3 separate regions of the Mus musculus genome follow, and all the other regions are linked to region 1. The links are chromatin loops, found by intact Hi-C in ENCODE. Cell type or tissue: left cerebral cortex. All regions are shown on one strand.

Region 1 (2,500 bases):
TCATCTCACAGGCTCTGTCTCACAGGGATCTACTGAAAGAGTGGGGGAATGCAGCAACATCTATTCCATCATGCCTCAGAGGACGTGTGTGTGTGTGTGTGTGTGTGTGTGTGTGTGTGTGTACATGAATGCACATGCAGATGTGTGTTTTGCACGTTTGTCTTTGTGCATTGTGGAGTCCAGGAGTTGACATCAGATGTCTAACTCAATTGTTCTCTACCCTATCTTTTGAGCCAGGGTCTCACTACCCCTGAACGGAGCTCACTGACTGTCTAGAGTGGTTGGCACTGAACTTGAGTGGAGTTTGCTGATTGGATAGACTGGCTAGCACTGAACCTGAATGGAGCTTGCCGATTGGCTAGGCTAACAGGCACTGAACTTGAGTGGAGTTTGCTGATTGGATAGACTGGCTGGACTCCAAGCTGCAGGTCATGGTCTGCAGTCTTCACAACAGCAGCCCTGGAGTTCCAGTGGCATGCCCTCACACCTAGACAGTTTATGGGCGTTCTCTGGGATCAGATTAGTGTTCACGTGGCAGACACATTATCAGCTGAGCCATCTTTCCAGCCTAGGCATGCTCCCCACTCCCTCCCAGTGTAACAGACATCGGGCTTGTCTACAAGGGAGTTGCTAGGTTGGGTGGACAGAGGTAACAAGGCTCATTCTAACTGGATGGCACCAGTCAATGTGGGGTCCCAGACTGAATACAAAGGAGAAGGCAGGCAGAGCATCAGCATCTCTCTGCTTCTCGACTGGAGATGGGACCAGCTCTCTCACATCCCTGCTACTAGCATTTCCATCTGTGGTCCAGCAGACAGAACCTTTTCCCTGTGGTTCACAAGCTGCGACCTCGGGGTTTCAGCTTGGGTTCAGGTTGAGGCTCTATGCCAGTGCCATGGCCAACAGGGTTCCGTGCTGCTCGCAGGGCAGTAAGTCCTGGCCTCCTTGTCTCCCCACAGCAGCACATCAGCGGCTCTCAGCTCACATCTCCCTTCCAGCCCTCGCAGCCACTTGGCAATGACAGTGGCTGCATTTGCATTTTTTTTTTTTTTTTTTTTTTTGCTTGTCCTAACTGGATCGTGAGTGTGGGTGCTACTGGCATGTAGTGGGTGGATACAAGGGCACTGCTAAGTGATTCACACTTGCACAGGGTGGCAAACTTCACCCCATCTCAAGAAATGTCATTCGTGGCAATCTTGGAGCGGCTGGAATTACACTCTTTCAGAGTTCACTAACAGATTTATCTGTTTGCCTGTGTGGGAAACTCTAAAGCTCCACTTCCTCCCTAGAAACCAGAGCTAAGACAAAGCAGTTCCCTCTCGTGGACACCAGGGGGCAGGAGTTCCAAAGAGAACCAGTTTCTGGAGTGATGAAAACATTCTTTTTGGTGCTATTAAAGGCAGCGTCATTTGTATAAATGCTATTGATCCTTCATATAAATGGAACTAGCTCTATAGCTTAGTGGTGCTGTAGGTGTACTGTGCAGTTTATCAAATAAACAGGTAGAAATCAACCCTACATATACCACAGTTAATAAAGAAGGCATAAGGGAAGTAGGAGGGAATCTTAACGCTGACTTAGAGGAGAGACACATTGCTTATGTGCGCCAAGGGTGCTACTGTTTGTAGGTGTGGTATGGTTGAGATGTGGTTCTCCCCGTGGAGTTCACACTGAGGTTTGGTTCCAGTGGATAGTGCTGTGTTAGGCATTGACTAGGGATTAATGCTTTTCTATGAGTGAGCTGTCGCTCTGGAGATGGGCTTCTGTGACATGGTTGTTAGCAAGCCTGGCAGCTCCCCTCCACCACTCAAACCCATGCTCCGCTCCACACAGTGCCTCTGGCTGACTGCCACATGGTTTTCAACAGAAACTGAATGGATTCTGGGACATCTGGAGCTGGAGGAACATTTTTTTTTCTTTTTGTAAAGCACCCAGCTTCGGTATTTTGGTGGTAGCAACACAACACACACCAAGAAGTGATCTGGAATTCAGTGGCCCTTGCTTCAACTGCTCTATCAAGGGGAGCTATAGCCTTCAACAACCTGTCCCACCCCTCTCTGGGCTACTCAACTTTATAGGTGACACTGGTCATCAGCATCCATTGGGTAAGAAAGCATCCCAGTAGCGGCGACCACTTGACGACCTCCTCCAGGGTTTCTTGGGCAGCTTACTGCTTTGTATATTTATCAGGTGGACAGGAGACAGTCGGACACTCCCTGTGGTGGAACACCGTCTCCAGAATCCACAGGCAGCCCAACGGAGTTTTTGTCTTTCTTAGTGGCAAGGGACACAACATTTATTCACAATTTACAATTGGCTGCATCTTGGAATTTCCTGGATTGAGAATATTCACATCTGGATCCCATCCAAAGATTGCTGCTGTTCAGTTGTCTTGGTGTAGGCTTGACATCGGGGGTTTTAAAACTTTCCTGTGGGACTGTTAGTCTTGGGACCTTGGAAATGACTGCCATTAGAACAATTTGCTTTTTGTGCATGGCTT
Region 2 (2,500 bases), 110 kb after region 1:
GTAGATACACAGGGGTCGCAGGACTGAGGGGAAGAAACTTCTGGCTGGTGGAGAGATGCTCAGCTCAACCAGGACTTTCGCTGTTAGTGTCTGATACCGAGACATTCTTTTCTGAGGTTCAGAAAAAAATAAATAACATCTACCAAAACCACATGGCTAAGATTCCCTCCACATTACATCCCTCTGAACCTTCCACTGCACCTAAAAGATCCTGAGAGCCACTTCCTGGATCAAAGGACCGCAAACATCTCTCTCTCAAAACCAGCATTTCCCAAAGGGCACACTGTGGCATGCTACACGGAGAATCTTCAAGGAAAGGGATCCATCATCCAAGTGTAGGGGGTGCTCCTACTCACGGACCCTGACTGTCACACAACAAACATGGACATACCAAAGGTTCCTATGGTGAACAGCCACGCTTGCCCTGTTTCACACAGTCTCTCCCTAGCTCACCACTCTTCCACCCCACCCCGTTGCAAGACATTCATTAGTTCAGTGGGAAGCCAAAGGAAGCTGTCTGGAATGTCTCCAGCTTCAGGTACTCAACAGCCCTCCACCTTACACTCATTGTGTCCAACCTGACCAAAGCCCAGAGACGTGAAGTGATTTCCTCAGGTGTGCTCAGCAAGCCTGTGGCACACTCAAGACAGCCTTGCTGTCTGCCCTGGGTCCCGTACATCTCCCTATTCCACACACCATGGAGGTGGGAGTTCAGAGGCTTCTATAGGTTCTCAGACCACCCCAGCCAGGACCCTATCAGCCCACCTCCTTGCACTGACCCTAGTCTTACAACCTTGATGGTGTAGGCAGAGGCAGCTCCTGTAAGGCACAGTAACAGTAAGTAGAATAGACGTGATCATAGTCACTACACCACACATTCCACATGTATCTCACAGGTGAGGGGGAGAAGAGCCCACACATGATGGGCCTCGCTCAAGCGCTCACAGTGGGGCAGGTGACGCTGGGATCAAACCCAAGTTCGTCTGAATCTGAAAAATTATGTCATTCTTCCTGATATCAGTTCTTAGGCCCAGGTTCAAGCAGTTTCAAGTTTCTGGGGACTGGAGCGCCCTCTGGTGTCCCTTCTTGGTGTGGACGTAAAGTCTATCAGCATTGCCCATCACCAGGAAGAGCTGTGGTGCCACTGGGTGGAATGACCTCATTGTGGGGCAAGGCTACACCCGTGGCTTCCATCCTGGATGGAACTTTCCCCATCACAGAAAGAATGAATCGGAGGCCAGATGGCCATGGTGCCTGAGACCCAGAGTGATGTGAGGGCTGGAGGAGGGCAAGGGCTGAGGCAGTCACTGGGGACGAGGTGAGGGGCAGACACTGGGCAGTATACCCTAGCACTCTGTGCTTCCTCCACAGTCACCCACAGGACCCCAGGGCCACATGAATGAGCAGCGATAAGGCTGGCACCCATTGTCCATGCAAGACTCACAACAGCCACTGAGGTAGGAACTGTCATGGCATCAACTCTTAGCTGGTGAGCCTGAGAGTCCTGATGCGTGCTACTCAGTGCTGCGCACACACACACACACACACACATACACACACACATGTAAATAAATATATATTATAGATATACATGTACATATGCACATACATATATACACATACACACAACCACATACACACATACATACACATATTACACACACATATACACATACATATATACATATATATATGCTTACATACACACACATACATAGATACATACACCTATCCACACACACATATATACACATGTATATGTACAGACACACAGACACACACACACATAATAAATAAAGCTAGTTCTTAGAAGACACCAGTGAATCTACAAGGGAAAGGATGGGAATTTGAGATTTTTTTTCTATTACTTTTTGTTTGTTTGGTTGGTTGGTTGGTTGGTTTTGTTTTGTTTTGTTTGTTTTTCGAGACAGGGTTTTTCTGTGTAGCCCTGGCTGTCCTGGAACTCACTTTGTAGACCAGGCTGGCCTCAAACTCAGAAATCCACTTGCTCTGCCTCCCAAGTGTTGGGATTAAAGGCGTGCACCACCACCGGCCGGCATTCTATTAGTTTTTTAAACTTTTTTTTTTTGAGGGATTGATTGTTGCTGTCTAATCTAATTTTGGGGTGAGGCAGGAAGAGATCAAATTCTTTGAACAAAATTCTCCAGAGTGAGCTGTTTAACGAGCCATTCCCTGAATTTAATATACAGTGATGAGAGGAGGTTCGTGGAAGAACCAGAGTGACCAACACTATTTGGTCTGTGCCTACAGGGGTGGGGTCCCAGGGTCCTTCATTTCAGAGCTGCTTCTTATTCTTGTCGAATGTATATCAAGCTTGACATAGCTAGTGAGATATGGGAGCAAGGCACTAAAATTTCCACGAAAAAAGATAAAAAGTCAAACTGTGTTACGTAACTAAAAAACTCCTTGGTGAGGCTGGAGCTGTGCATTTTCTAGCTCAGAGCCCTTTTCTAAGCAAAAGTCCCAGCGGATGTCTGGT
Region 3 (2,500 bases), 100 kb after region 1:
GCTGCTGGGTTGGTGTGTCTCTGTCCCTAAGTTGGGCATGACAAGAAGTTCAGGGTTGTGACTCTGCTTGAGAACGGGCCCCAGCAAGGTATGGCTGTCCAAGCTCAGGCCTCTATACTCCAGACTCCCTTTGTCAGCATATTCAGGCACAGTTATGGCTCCACAAACTCCCCCCTAAGACTCAGCAGTTAGCCCAGGCTCCTCACCAGTTGTAGATGATCTGTCCCTGGCGGCCACCGTGGCGGTAGTTGTACAGAATGATGTAGCTGTCGCCTCCATAGAACTGCCCGTATGTGGCAGGGTCCACTGGCACCTTGTTGGAACCTTCAATTCTCCAGATCTGCAGAGGCAGAGCTGAGGTCAGACACTGCAGTGTGCCCTCTGTCACCCTGGGCAAGCTGGGACCCCAGTATAGTGGACAGTGTGGAGAACAGGACAAGTTTTTCATGGGAACGCGGTGCCATCCAGGCCCAAGCAAAGTTAAATAAAGTTAAATAATTTGCCCGGCGCTCAGAGCCCTTGAGAGGCACAGCAGGATATGATCGCAGAGTTCCCGCTCTACCTCTTCCCACCACGTCTGACCAGATGATCTGTTTCTCCCCCCTGAAAAGCCCCTCAAGACAGCTCTAGATTAGAAGATTGAGCCAAGCCTGAGTCAAACCTAAGCCATGCCCCCTGAGAGGTCATATGACTTCCGATGGCCCCTCTCAGAGCCTCAGCTTTCTCACCTGAAAAGTGATGGTGACAACAGCCATAAATGGTGTCAAGCCTTCCATTCTAGTCATGAAGATGCCATGATGCCCCTACCACAAGCTAGCTCTATTAGGCCCAACTGCCATTAACAGGATCGGCATTATATCACCAGTATTTCCACTCTCCCTATGGATTTTATAGGTCACTTTATTCATCGGGGCCATAGTTGGGTGGGCTCATAATGACCTCCCTCTGCAGGCAGATCTGTACAAACAGCGCTAGCAACCAGTCATCGGGAGGCCCTCCAGTGACACCTAGTGGTCAAGTGGAGGCACTGAGCCCGCAGCATGGAGTCTTGGAGGTGAGGAGCATTTGAGGCTCAGAGAGGTTGAGTAAATGGCCAGGCTCAACTCTCTGTCTACCAAACGCTTTCGCTGCCTCCTCTGCACACTGGCCAGTAGTACGGAGAGAACAGCACCCGTGACAGTAATGGTGACTGTCGCTATGCCTCTTAGGGGAACAGTGGACGCTGACCTGGAATGGACTCTGGGCCCCAAGCATCTATGAGCACACCTCCACCTCTCCACCTGCACCCTGTCTCCCCACTCCCGGGTGCTTTATCTCTCCCCTAACCGATCAGAACGACCCCTCCCCATTCCCAGATGTTCTAGCTCATGTTTCTACCTCTTACCTATTTTTTATGGCGGGCCTTTAAAGCACAGAACCAAATCTGTCATACATCTACTAAAACCAAAAGAAAACCCAAGCTATTTTATTACTGCCGTACCCCATGTGCTGCACTCATGGTCCCTCTGGCACCATGCTCCTCAAAAAACAGGTCCTGCCTGGAATGTGTCCCTACTCCCTCACAGCAAACTCCCGCTCCTACTGTGCTAGCCAATCCCAGCCACCCCATTCCCACTGCCTTCCCTGTGTTCCCACAAAATCCCAGAGGTTCCCTTCAGCTCCGGGAACAACGGATTTCAAGACTCTACTGTGGCTGTGGTCACCTCCCTTCCCACCCAGGCACTCCTGGGGAGGAAGATGGAGTCTGGGAGCCTGGCACACAGTAGGTACTCAGGGAATGTTGATTGTTAAAAATCAAACAAACAAAAAAAGTGGAAGTGAAGAATCTCATGTACCACAGGCTGTGGTGTAAACTTGGGAGAAACACCCTCGGGGCGGTAGAGGTTGGGTGTGAGCTATAGCAGGTAGAGAGACAGGGAAGGGAGGCATCTAGCCAAAGCCAGCCCAGGCACAGTGACACTGTAACAAGTACTTAGAAACTGCTTTTTGTTAGAAAGCACTGGCTCACAGGGTAACTGAAGCCAGGAGAACACGGAATTCTCCATCTTGTTTAGGTCTGCATCACTTGCTCAGCTCTGCTTATAGACACGTTACTTCAAGAGGAGTCTCGCAGACCTATCTCATCTGCCTTTGCTCCTTCAAGGCTGAAGGCACTCAGATAAGTCATTGCCCTGAACCTGTGCTCACTCTTGAGGAGCTCGTCGCCTCCAGTGATGGGGAATATCCAAGAGAGCGGGGCGCACCCTGGAGTCAAACTGGCCTCGATATGCAGACTAGATATCAGATGATTAACCACGCCATGCTTGGCCCAAGACTGCTTATTCATACACACCTCTAGCCCCAACTCTCCCTATATCTAAACCCAAAGCTCAAGTCAGTGCTGTGAAGATGGACTTGGGGGAGGGCTTGGGGCCCCTTTTTTTTGTTCTCCCCAGTTTGACTACATTGATAAAGCCTCAATCTGCCCTTCTCTATCCTTTAGCTGGTGTAACGGGGCCAG

The links. A loop is a pair of places that touch in the nucleus more often than their neighbours do. Peaks named below come from ENCODE experiments on the same cell type or tissue, not always from the same donor. Only the 100,000 strongest peaks of a DNase experiment are listed, where the experiment ranks them.
Region 2: a loop joins it to region 1, with 7 times the contacts of the local background. A loop is called at or near these places in 19 of 42 quality-filtered maps.
Region 3: it touches region 1 in a loop (6-fold over the local background); 19 of 42 quality-filtered maps call a loop at or near these places.

What each region holds. Positions count from the first base shown.
Region 1 is chr2:35,396,511-35,399,010 of GRCm38, reverse strand. It overlaps 4930402F06Rik (RIKEN cDNA 4930402F06 gene), which reads left to right and starts at 1,837. Exons shown (of 6, transcript NM_001080709.2): 1 at 1,837-2,105. In left cerebral cortex, a CTCF peak has its summit at 1,332; DNase peaks (open chromatin) are centred at 457, 1,268 and 1,730; H3K4me3 peaks cover 259 bases.
Region 2 is chr2:35,287,784-35,290,283 of GRCm38, reverse strand. All of the region lies in intron 3 of Gsn (gelsolin), which reads right to left. Among named protein-coding and RNA genes, the nearest start is that of Gsn, 6.7 kb to the right of the region's middle. In left cerebral cortex, a CTCF peak has its summit at 1,074 (motif pointing left); a DNase peak (open chromatin) is centred at 1,066.
Region 3 is chr2:35,296,635-35,299,134 of GRCm38, reverse strand. It overlaps Gsn (gelsolin), which reads right to left. Exons shown (of 17, transcript NM_146120.4): 10 at 207-340. Among named protein-coding and RNA genes, the nearest start is that of Gsn, 16 kb to the right of the region's middle. In left cerebral cortex, a CTCF peak has its summit at 1,011 (motif pointing left); a DNase peak (open chromatin) is centred at 1,005.